Linked DNA regions of Homo sapiens: regions 2 and 3 are each linked to region 1. The links are chromatin contacts, found by Hi-C or POLR2A ChIA-PET in ENCODE. All regions are on one chromosome and are shown on one strand. Each heading gives the region's core, a stretch centred on a gene start or an enhancer-like site at or near the end of the contact. The rest is flanking DNA. Distances are from core to core; before and after follow the strand shown. Region 1 holds the start of RUVBL1 (RuvB like AAA ATPase 1). Region 2 overlaps EEFSEC (eukaryotic elongation factor, selenocysteine-tRNA specific). Region 3 overlaps EEFSEC (eukaryotic elongation factor, selenocysteine-tRNA specific).

Evidence for each region. A loop is a pair of places that touch in the nucleus more often than their neighbours do. ChIA-PET counts read pairs that join two places held with the same protein, here RNA polymerase II (POLR2A). Pooled maps may share reads with other maps.
Region 2: a pooled map shows a loop between it and region 1 (5-fold over the local background). The contact joins the enhancer-like site here to the promoter of RUVBL1 in region 1. A Hi-C loop is called at or near these places in 1 of 168 maps with a recorded cell type or tissue (naive thymus-derived CD4-positive, alpha-beta T cell) and 5 of 50 pooled maps. POLR2A ChIA-PET finds 5 or more read pairs at or near these places in 6 of 52 experiments (CD4-positive, alpha-beta T cell, CD4-positive, alpha-beta memory T cell, MCF 10A and 3 more).
Region 3: a loop to region 1 is called in a pooled map, with 7 times the contacts of the local background. The contact joins the enhancer-like site here to the promoter of RUVBL1 in region 1. A Hi-C loop is called at or near these places in 5 of 50 pooled maps. POLR2A ChIA-PET finds 5 or more read pairs at or near these places in 7 of 52 experiments (CD4-positive, alpha-beta T cell, CD4-positive, alpha-beta memory T cell, MCF 10A and 4 more).

The regions. Positions count from the first base shown.
Region 1 is chr3:128,121,838-128,125,529 of GRCh38, forward strand. RUVBL1 (RuvB like AAA ATPase 1) reads right to left here and starts at 1,975. Exons shown (of 11, transcript NM_003707.3): 1 at 1,747-1,975. The coding sequence starts at 1,887. RefSeq lists an enhancer at 1,727-1,776 and a silencer at 1,967-2,026.
Region 2 is chr3:128,314,756-128,318,447 of GRCh38, forward strand. All of the region lies in intron 4 of EEFSEC (eukaryotic elongation factor, selenocysteine-tRNA specific), which reads left to right. Among named protein-coding and RNA genes, the nearest start is that of DNAJB8-AS1, 150 kb to the right of the region's middle. RefSeq lists an enhancer at 1,470-2,022. Within about 2 kb of position 1,861, at least 7 of the 41 ENCODE cell types and tissues checked have a DNase peak (open chromatin) inside an H3K27ac peak, as active enhancers do; they include CD4-positive, alpha-beta T cell, where a contact is called at or near this core.
Region 3 is chr3:128,293,645-128,297,336 of GRCh38, forward strand. The region is part of intron 4 of EEFSEC (eukaryotic elongation factor, selenocysteine-tRNA specific); the gene reads left to right. Among named protein-coding and RNA genes, the nearest start is that of EEFSEC, 140 kb to the left of the region's middle. Within about 2 kb of position 1,732, at least 6 of the 41 ENCODE cell types and tissues checked have a DNase peak (open chromatin) inside an H3K27ac peak, as active enhancers do; they include CD4-positive, alpha-beta T cell, where a contact is called at or near this core.

The sequences.
Region 1 (3,692 bases), core at 725-3,224:
CGTTTATTTACAGACCAGGACCTCTTCCATCCATTCTCCCTCAATTTCCACTCCAACTACTCTCAGGTGAGATAAGCTTGAATTCTAACATTTAAAAAGAATTGGAAGGGTCTTTAAAAGATCACCTAGTCTAACTCTCATTTTTCAGGGAGGTTACTGATGTGACCAGAGTCACACAAGAACCTGGTAGCTGAGGTGGGTCTTAGGCATACAGCATCACTCTTAGGCATAGAGCATGCACTTAGGCATAGAGCATGCACTCTGGGTTTAAATACATAGACTTGAGTTAAAATACTGGCTCTCGCACTTACCAGATGAGTAACCTTGGACCTACTTATTTGACCTCTATGAACCAGAATTTCCTCACTTGAACAGAGTTCATACTAGTCAATGGCACACAGGTTAAAGGGTGTAGGGGTAAAGTGTAGTGATGCCTGCAATTCACCTTGAAATGTAAAAGTGGATTGGGAGAGGGACAGATGAAAAGATATATGATAAAGCAGCACAGTAAAATGTTAATTATAGAATTTAGGCACACAAGTATTTACAAGTCTTTCAACTTTTTTTGTGTCTGAAAACTGTCATACTAAAGCGGGGAAGGGACAACTAATACGTTGGATATGACAAGGCAGTGGACATATAGCTACTTAGCACAGTGCTTGGCACATGGAAAGCACTCAACCAATGTTAGCTACTTGCAGTACTAGCTGCTTAGTAAGCCAGGGTCAAACACTTCCTTTTTGGAAAGATGATGCTCAAAATGGAAACCTGAGGCTTTTCTTTGAGGCCTTTCCATTTAGAAAAATCAGGCTAAGAGGCAGTAGCTTAACTTTATATTAAGTGAAGATTTTTGTAGAAGCTAAGGCTCTCCAAAGGCCAAGGGGCATGGCTGTGACCTTAGAGAACAGCAGGCAGAGAGGGTGGCTGTATCATCATAGAGCACTGATTTGGGAGTCAGAAATACACGTGGGTGCAAACCCCAGGTTTACCGTTACTAAAACGAGTGTCAAGCATATACGTGAAGTGCCCTCTCCCCAACTCAATATTTTCACCTGCCAAAAAATAATATGTATGTGAAAGTACTTGGCATCACCAGCACTTAGAAAAAGGAGATTTAATTGGAATGGTCAAAAAGGATGCTTGGAGGGGTGGATAAACCAGATTGCTCTTCTCCATAATTCCCACTTCTCTCCCTCAGTTCCCGGATCCTGGGAACCAAAATGAGCTTTTAAAGTTTAGTCAATTCCCTACTTTAAACCGTCCCATAGCCTGCCACTGCATTCACAATAAAATCCAATTTCCTGACCGTGGCCGACAAAGCCCTGCAGTAACTAACCCCACCAAGATAAGATAATTATTTTTATTTATTGGTGTACACGTTTATCGTCTCTCACTACACTAAAATGTAAGCTCCTATCTTAATTCCCGCTGTATCCCAGTGTCGCGAATAGAGCCTGGTACGAATTAAGGGGACGGGGTTGTGTGGGTTTATATCAGCACTTGTCCATGAGTTGGCAAACCGTCAACTGCCCCCAGTGGATCGTCACTAGGTATCCTGGGGCGGCCCCTCACCCAGCTCCAGGGCGGCGCCCCTCCCCGAGCCCCTGGCCCATTTTCACTTCCCTGAGGAAATAATGGCGGGAGACCCCTGGCGCGCGCATCCCGCCCCGAGCCACCGACTTCAGCAGCTCTCTCGCCGCAGCAGCCCTGCTTGCAGCCCCCAACTCCCTGGTCCACTGGCCACACCTCTCGCGCGTTCTCCTGGCCCACAAGCCCTGAGGCCGCCTGCTTGGCCAAGCCGCTCTCGTCCAGCCCCAGCCCTTTCACGTGGCTGTGGGAGGCGATGCGCTGCGTCTTCGTAGTGCTCTTCACCTCCTCAATCTTCATTTTGCAGACGCCGGGAGCTAAAACCAGCGTGGAAAACCAGCAGCTAGGACAGTGCGCCCGGCGCCTGAGTTACCATGCGGCCGTTACTAGGGCAATTTGCAAAGGCCCGCCTAGACCGGCTTTCCATTGGTGGAAGCGGGAACACCTCCGCTCTCCATAGGCTCACGGCTGCGCCCATCGCGGCTGCTGCTAGAGCTCCGGTCACCCACTTCCGTCTGTGTCTCCGGGTTGGCTTCCCCCGTAGCCGGCGCTTCCTGCCGAGGCTGGGGTCGGGAGCACAGTGGGACCACGCCCCGGATTTGATCTAGGGCTGGGGCGTTGCACGAGGCAGTGGCCCCCGGGTACCACTCCTAATCCTTCCGTCCTATCCATTAGCACATTTGAACGTCATACTCTTACGCAAATCTCAAGTTATTATTTCCGTTTTGGAAACAGAAGAACTGAGGTTCAGAGCTTAAACTGGGATTGGTTACTAACCAATGTTTTCTGACTCCCATACCTTTGCATCTCCCTGGAAAGGCCCAGCTCAACCCACCACCGTTTCCGTGGAATTGTCTTCCCCTGCTTCTATCCTCCATCCTCCACCGAGAGATAAGGTTCCTGCTGAGTTCAGTTGACTGTAAATAACATTTTGCAGTTTTCAAAATTCCACAGCCCTGTAAGGTAGTGTAATTACGCATGCAGCTACAAACAAGCGGAAAGAGGCCCATCCGCCCAAGAAAGCATCACAAATAATCAGAACTAGAAATCTTCAGGCTTCAAAACCTATATAATAATGCTCATCACGTCCCATGACTCCAGCTGAGACAATCAGCCAGCAAATTGTCCCTTCAGGTTTCATAATGATATTAGCACAACCTGCACCACAATTGTACTTGCCATCCATCCATCCATCCGTTCAACAAACACGAGCCAGACACCACAATGCACTGGGGATACAGGGATAAAAGTCTTGATGCGTTTACTTCTTGCTTAGAAAACTTGCAACGTGAGATGTGCTGAGACAGGTACACCCAGGTGGCGAGAAGACCAGAGCAGAAGCCCCCGGAACAGCCTGGAGAGCCAGGGAAGGCATCATGAAGGTGATGTTGCCTTGGCTGAATTCCAACAAATAGGAGAGATTTCCTCAGAAGCAAATGGTATGACACCATTTTTACAGAAGAGGATACTAACATCCAGAGGAAGGGAAGGACTTGCCCAGAGTGCAGGAGAGTTTATGTTAGAATTGAGACAGACCTGAAATCAAATCCAATTACAGTAGTTCCACAGTCTCACACCGCCTTTTTTTTTTTTTTTTTTTTTTTTTTTGAGACGGAGTCTTGCTTTGTGGCCCAGGCGGGAGTGCAGTGGCGCAATCTCGGCTCACTGCAAGCTCCGCCTCCCGGGTTCACGCCATTCTCCTGCCTCAGCCTCCCGAGTAGCTGGGACTACAGGCGCCCACCATCACGCCCGGCTAATTTTTTTGTATTTTTAGTAGAGACGGGGTTTCACCGTGTTAGCCAGAATGGTCTCAATCTCCTGACCTCGTGATCCGCCCGCCTCGGCCTCCCAAAGTGCTGGGATTACAAGCGTGAGCCACCGCGCCCGGCCTCTCACACCTCCTTGTACATCTTGATTCTAACATTTGAATCTAGGTTTCTATATACTTTTTTCTTTTCTTTTGAATCTAGGTTTCTAATGATTTGCATAATTACTGGGTCAATGTTTTTCTCTCCCAGTAAACTGCAGGCCTTTTGAGGGTGTAGACCACATTTGATTGTTTACCATTTTAACCTAAGTGCCTGGCACACAGCCTACAACACAGC
Region 2 (3,692 bases), core at 611-3,110, 190 kb after region 1:
CACCATGTGACGACCAAAAATGTATCCAGGTCCAGACATTGCCAACTTTCCCAGAGGTGGGGGAGTCACCCCAGGTTGAGAACCACTGCTCCAGTGGGATTTGGAAGAGCTGAGCAGTGCTGTGCACAAATGTGTAGCTCTGGAGTTTAGTCCTGGGGCAGACCTGTAGCTGAGAAGGCAGGGATGGGGGTCGCCTGGAGCCATCAACATCCACACCACCTGCTCTTCAGGGCTGCTTCCTAATGTGCCTTTGGGAAGCCAATGTCTCTCCCTAACACACACACAGGAGCCCACACTTACATCAAAGAGGCAATAGAGTGTGGTGTATTATGGCTGGGTTGTGAAGCCAGACTTATCAATGCTACCACTTCCTTGCTATGTGACTTGGGATAAGATATTTATGTCTGCTGGAACTTAATTTTCTCAGCAGTAAAGTGGGGGATAATAAGAGTACCTGCCTCATTGGTAGTGGAGATTAATGGGTTAATGCATGTAAAGCACTTAGGCCCAGGGTGAGGTATGTGATATGTGCTCCATGCATGTCAGATATCACTATTATTATCAGCAGAAAAATAAAATGACTGCTGAGCCCTCTCTGTGAGCCAGGATCTTTGAATTGATGACCACAGTTGAGTTTGCTTGTAATCATGGGCAGTAGGACCCTCCATGCCTTTATACTCAGGAAATGGAGGCTGAGAGAGAGTAAGGCCCTTGCTCAAGGCCACACGGCCAATAAGATGTATTGAGCAGAGCCTGTGCCCGAGGGCCATGCTGAGGCTGCTATGGCCTCTGCCAGAAGCCAGGGCCTGAGCTCCTGGGGAGGCCCAGGAGGGAGGGAGGGAGTCTACCATTGGTACCTTGTGTTGTAGCCAATTAGTTATTTGTCAGAAGCCATCCTTGGGCTTGAAGTCCCTGCACACTGTCAGTGGTATGGAGTGTAAAGCTCCATTTCTTGAAAACTGCATACTCGTCAGGGCCAGTGGTGTCACCTTGGCAGGGTTTATAAGGAAAGAAATTGGCCATAATTCTAGTGATAACTTTTATATGAATTTCCTTTATTTCACCTTCCTATGCTATATGTTATACATTTGTATAGTGGAGATCACTATGTTTAATTGTTACTAAATATAATGTCACTATTTCTGATGCATTCTGGTACCACTGTTTCATATGTCCTCATATCTTTGAAAGTTCTTAGCTTGTTGCCATTTTATTGGTTGCATAATATTAAATGTTTTCTTAATTATTATGCAAGTAGTACGTGAAATATATTTTTATTGTGATATTTTATGCATTGCCAGAAAAGACCAAGTCCTTTTGATCACCCTTCTAATTCTAGTCTGTGGCGCAGAGGTATTGCTGCTTGTTTGTGGATTTATTTTTCAAAGAGCGTGGTATTTATTCAGTTATAATAGAAATACATGCTTGTTGTGAATAATTAATTCACTATCAGGTAAAGTTAAAGTTTCCTAAAATTCTACTTCCCAGAGAAAGCCAGTGTTAAGAGCATGCTCTGTGTTCTTTCACCCTTTTTTAATGCACACAAATGCACCACACCCTAATATACACACTTAGGAATAAAAAGCACAACAGGCTTCTGTCATAGGCATTGTTTGTTATGTCAGTGTTTTCACTTAGCATGTAGCAGAACCATCTCATACCGATGCCTACCGCTCTCCCCCTCTCTTCACTCACTGCATCCTGGTCCACAGAAGAGCGCTCCTGCACTCTTGCCCCATCCCCTTATGATCGACAGGCACGTGGTTTCCAGTGTTTTTGGCTATGGGAAAGTGTGCTGCACAGCATCTCAGCATGTGTGAAGTGGTTTAGGGCTGTTTCTGAATTTCCGGAGGACTGTCACGTGGGCTGAAGATCTGGCGACCAAGGGCACGTGGGGGATGAGGAGTGAGCCCTGAGCCTGCCTGGAGCTCAGCACAGAGGACCTGGGGCGGTGAGCCAGCAGCGTGGGGTTACCGCCCAGCTCGGTGCCGCCAGCACCGTGAACCGGGGCACAGCCCTCCCTCTATGCTGCTCAGTGCCATCATTTTCCCCTCCCATGACATACGACAGCAGGGAGTTGAGTGGTTTGTTTCATCTCTTCTTAAGAAAAAGTTAAATTTATAATCCCAGCCCCGACCTTCCTTGTAACTCATGTGCTCATCCTGTTAACTGGTTTAATATATGGCACCACTATTTCATTAAACAACATACAGGAATAATTAGTTCAGCCACGATGCCTCAGAACAAAAGCCCTTGATTTAGTTTAACTTTATAAGTTGCTCTCTTTTGATGTGCAAGAGCACATCTGGGGTCTTAAAGAAAGCAGAAAGAAAAATAGAAGACGTTCTGGCAGGCTGGGGGTTAGAGTTTTCCAAGCAGAGCCAGTAACCCTTTGGTACCAGGCCTCAATAGGGCAGCAAGGGCCCCGCAGAAGCAGTGCGTGCTGCTGGCTGGGGGACGACAGCCAGCATTCCCAGGAGGTCTGTGGCTGTCTGCTGCCAGGCCAGGAGAACCCGTGGGTTTTCTTCCTTCATACACACGGTGTGCTCACATGCAGTGCGTCCCCAGACTTGTAAGCCTGGCCTGTTCTCCGCCCCGCTGCTGGAGCTCAGACGCTCACTCTGGCCTTTCCTACCCTCAGCGTGTGCTTGGTGCTGCTGCATGCCAGGCACACTGTGAGAACTGTGGACATGCTCAGGGATCAGCACAAGGGCCCCTCTGGGGCTGGCGTCCTCTTCCTGTCATTACAGTTTGCTCCGATTTGCTCTGTGCCCAGAGTCTTTTTCCCCATCAGTCCTCTTTCCACCCGGGCTACCACTGGAGTCGTTCTGACCTTTGTACTTCATCACTCCTCACCCCTGTGTGGCATCTCACGGTATTCATCTGCCGGCAGAGGAGAGTTCCAGCTCCTTGGCCTGACCCTCGGGCTTTGCACTGCCTGGCTCCTGCCTCAGCTGCAGCCATTTGTGCTCACGTACCATTCTCTCGCCGGCTGCTGACCAGTTGGGCCCTCTGCAGGCCTCAGGGCCTTTGCCCCCTTCAGCCTTCTGCTCCAGCTGCTCCGTCCATCCACAGGCCTGGCACAGATGTCCCCTCCTCTCTGAGGTTTCCTCCCAGTTCCCTGCCAGGTGGTAACCATGGTTCCTTTCTCAGGGCTCCCCCACCCTCCTTGCCACACTGGGGCAGCCCTTGCCATGTGGGCCATGGGAACTGGTTGTTAGGTGACTGTGCACTCCAGGCAGAGGCAGGATGGAGTTGTGCCTGGTCCCCTGTTTCTCTAGACATGGCATAGTACAGGGCATACAACAGGCTCTGTGGACAGGAGCCCATCTGGCACAGTGGGGAGAGCCAGGCCGTCAGCCTGCCCTGGCCCAGCACTTGCTGGTGGTGAGACTGCATGAAGCTTGCATGGCGCCCTCCCGTGATGGACTGCTGTGAGGCAAGGGGGGTTAGAAAGGGTTCAGCCAATGCCCGGAACATAGTTGTTGCTCGACTAGTGGCAAGTGCTGTCCTTTGCAAAGTTTTGCTGGGACAACTTTCTCATAGACTGTGTTCCAGCTGGTTTTTTAACTGAGGTGGACTGAGTGACTGTTTTCCATCTCTGGCTTTTGGTTTCCAGAGAGCCAGGTTGTGCAGTGGGGACAGATGTCCTGGTCTGCCAGCTGCCAGCAGGCAGCAGCCATTAGCTCCCT
Region 3 (3,692 bases), core at 482-2,981, 170 kb after region 1:
AGCAAGACTCTATCTCAAAAAAAAAAAAAAAAAAAAAAAAAAACTTCCCTTATAGGATCACATTAATAACCCGAGCCACAGAGTCAGAAAGTGCTGCCTTAGAATGCCCTTTGTCACTTTCTGGCTTGTGACCTTGGGTGAATGACTTCACCTTTCTGAGCCTTAGTTAATTTTTCTAAAAGGGTAATGGGAGTATCTTCCCTGTGGAGTTGTTGGGAGAATTAAATGAAATTTTACAAAATGCCTTTCACAGTTCTTGGCTTTGTAAATGGTAAATATTTTTAGTGGTAGCAGTACTCAAAGAAGTTAGGGAAGCTCACACACAAAGGTGGCTGCTTCTCCCCTTTGGACGGTAGTCAGAGGCACTTGTTCTATTCTTGGTGAGAAGTCTGCTCCCTACCTTCTGCTGTGCCCTTGGCCCCTCAGAGATCCAGAGGAGAGAGCCAGCTCAGAGCCAGCACTTCTGTAGACTGGCATGCTGGTGCTCTTGCAGGGGTATTGTGGTTGGGAGCCATTAGGGGTCCTCACTGGGGTGCCTTAGACCAGATACCTGGTGAGGCCCAGATATCCCTCCTTCCCATAGGGTCCCCTAGGGCTAGGGTGGAGGACTATCTGTCCTTCCTAGCCCTGAAGATTGCCAGGAATAGAGTTTGCTGACCCTGTTAGGGGCTGACAGTTGAAGTACATACAGGAAGACCTGCCTCTTCCTGAAAGTTTGTTCTGGGAAGGGGAATTTAGAGGGGAAAAGTGAATTAAGTTCTATCATATCTGAGTGTTCTTAAAATGTCAGCTATTGAGCCTCTAGAAATGACACATAAATTCTCTGCTAGGCACAACAGGTAAAGGAGAGTTTCAGAAGTTGTGCCAAGTGCCCCCTCTGGACTGAGCAGCAGGGCCCCAGACCTAAGTCAGACACTGGCTCCACCATCAGAACTCATGACCTTGTGGGACAGAGAGAGCCAAGGAAGTAGAGCACCTGTACACTGGGGGCACTTGAGATAGGGAGGGACCCCAAGGGAGGGTCTGGTTGGCTTTCTTGGAGACATGGAGGGCTCTGAGAAGAAAGAAATAGGTTTACTAAGTGGAAAAGGTAAGGGGAGGGTATTCCCATCAGAGGAAACAGCATATGCAAGGATTGGAAGATGCCATTCCAGACAGTTGGAATGGCAGACTGTTCTGATATTTGACATTTTTGTTCGAATTAGAATTGTCATGAAACAAAAACAGAAACACATCATACCTCCAATGTGTGTTGCTGCCATTTTGATGAACTATCAATCTCTTGCATGTACCTCCAGGCCTCTGCTGTGCCTGTCAGGGAGGGCTGTCCCCATGATGCCTGGGAAAATGGCTATGTCTCTGCCAGCCACAGACCAGCATGGGACATTTCGCTGGCTGCACCATGTGTGGTGTTTGTCCGTTGCTGGAATGTGCTCAGTTGAGGGGAATTGTTTCATTTGGTCATCCAGGCTCAGGTGAAACAAAAAGAGGCCAATGCAAAAAGCTGCAGCTGATTCCAGGCACCCCCAAAATGTTTTCTACTCAACACTGGCAGCAGTGCGATGTCCCCTCAGCCCTGCCTTTGGTGGTGTCCAACTACAGGAGCTGGATGGCCCTCTGGCTGCCTCTTGGGGCCTGGGAAGCAAAGGAAGCAAGTTCAAATCTGTCACCTGTTTGTAGTTTTCATAATTTTTGATTTGGCATTTTGATCAGTCTGTTTTTGGTCAAGGAAATGCATCCGTATCTCATAACAGGAAACCCCTTTTGTGATCTTTACTTCAAGGCATTTTTCTGTACTTCCCCCTACTTTTTTTTTTTTTTTTTTTTTTTGCTGGCAAATATACAGACCTAGTATGATATGTGTGTCTTATTAAAAGTTCAACATAATTCATTGCCATTGGTTTGTTTACAAAATAAACAATTCCAGGGCCTTCCAACAATTGAGGCTCCTTTTTTTTTTTTTTTTTTAAATCTTCCTTGGGGCTGGAACTGTGGTGAGAAGATGGAGAAGGACCCAAGTTTGGGAGAAGTCACGTGGTTCCATGCCTGCTTCCTGCCAGAGTCCCAAGCAGGTGACCCAGCAGTCAGCTGGGGAGGCAGACACCCCAGCATGGCCTGGACCCTGCTCTCCTCATTTATGTGAGGGTCTCAGTGGGGTGGTGGGAACCCAGGAAATTCTTGAACCTTCCTCAGCCCATTCATCCTCCTGCCCAGAGTCCCCATGGGAAGTATGTGCATAGGCACTAGCAGAAAAGCAAAAAAGGAATGCTTTCCAGCGTGATGTGGTGGGTTTGGTCCCCAGCCCCAGCCTCAGCTCTTGTGACTGAGTGACCTATAGGGCAGCTTTAACCTTTCCCCTGAGAAAGCACATGTTACCATGGTCCAGAAATCACCCGCTCATCCCAGAAGAGATGGAAGGATAGAGAGTGAGAGATTATCCAGGCCCTGGTACTGGGAGCTGAGCTTGCCTGGCTGCCTTTGGTGGGAGAGGGCCCTGGCAGAGCATGAGATTTCATCATCCTGAGCCCACACTAGGATGTCCCGATGTTGGAATACCCTAAAAGCTCTTCTCTTGGAAAACGTAATCCACGTAGGATCTTGAAATATGACCAGCAGGATGGGGCTTCCTGTCCCTGGTATGCAGAAAGGGTGAGTGGAGGCAGGAGGAAGGATGGTGTCTGAGCTGGCCACCCCATGTAGCTAACACAGTCCAATGCCACTCTGTCCTCATCCTGGCCACCCATAAGCCTTTCTTGTCTCCTCTTTCCCTTCCTACCAAGTCCAGCATTTGCAAGCCATCCTGATGCTGGCCCTTGCTTTTCTCTGTAGCCTCAGCTTTTCTCATTCTTCTACTGATAAAGCAAACTGTAGTTCTCCTGTTTTCTCAGCATACTCACCTTCATGGCCATGCACAGACCTGCAGGGCCTGTGTCTCCTCGTCATCCGCACAGGGGTATATCCATGTGGGCACCTCAGGAGGCAGCTCGAAGGTTACCTCCTCACTGACCTTCCTGCCCTCCACGCTACACACATATGCCCCTCCGTCTGTCTCTCTGGCATGTGACTACCACTGTGACCTTGCTGCAGTTATCCATTGGCCTTTGTGCCCCTGAGATGGCCTGAAAGACACGATTTGGATTTGTCCCAGTTGGCATAGGTGTGGCTTACAGTCAGTACTCTGCGTGTGTTGGCCAGAAGGCCCCCAGTGGCAGTCAGGTGGTTGTGATCTTGGAGTGGGGTAGAGGAATTGTAGCCAATGCTATTCCAATGCTAGCCAATACCAAAGCTGCACCTCATGCTCTACATCACACAGGGAGGGACCTCTGGAGTCCCAGAGGTTTGGCAAAGCTCCCTGCAGTCTTTCTGTTAAGAGTAAATAAAGAAGCATGATATCTGAGGTGGTGAGTACCCACTGATGAGTTAGTAGCATAGAGCTGGCCTCCGTCCTCTTGGGAGACCATAGGCACATACCAGGGATGAACAGCATGTAAGAATCAGGGGTGCCAACTTGGGCCTGAGAGGGAGGGGTGGTCAGGGAGATGTGTACAGGGAACACCAACTGAAGGCCCCGGTCCCCCAAGGGAGGACAGCTTGTGAGGGCTCACCGAAGGAACACAGGAGAAGTCTAGCCGAGGATTTATGCTTACCCTTCTCTTGATTACCATCAAGTGTGATGATAACTTTCGGAGAAC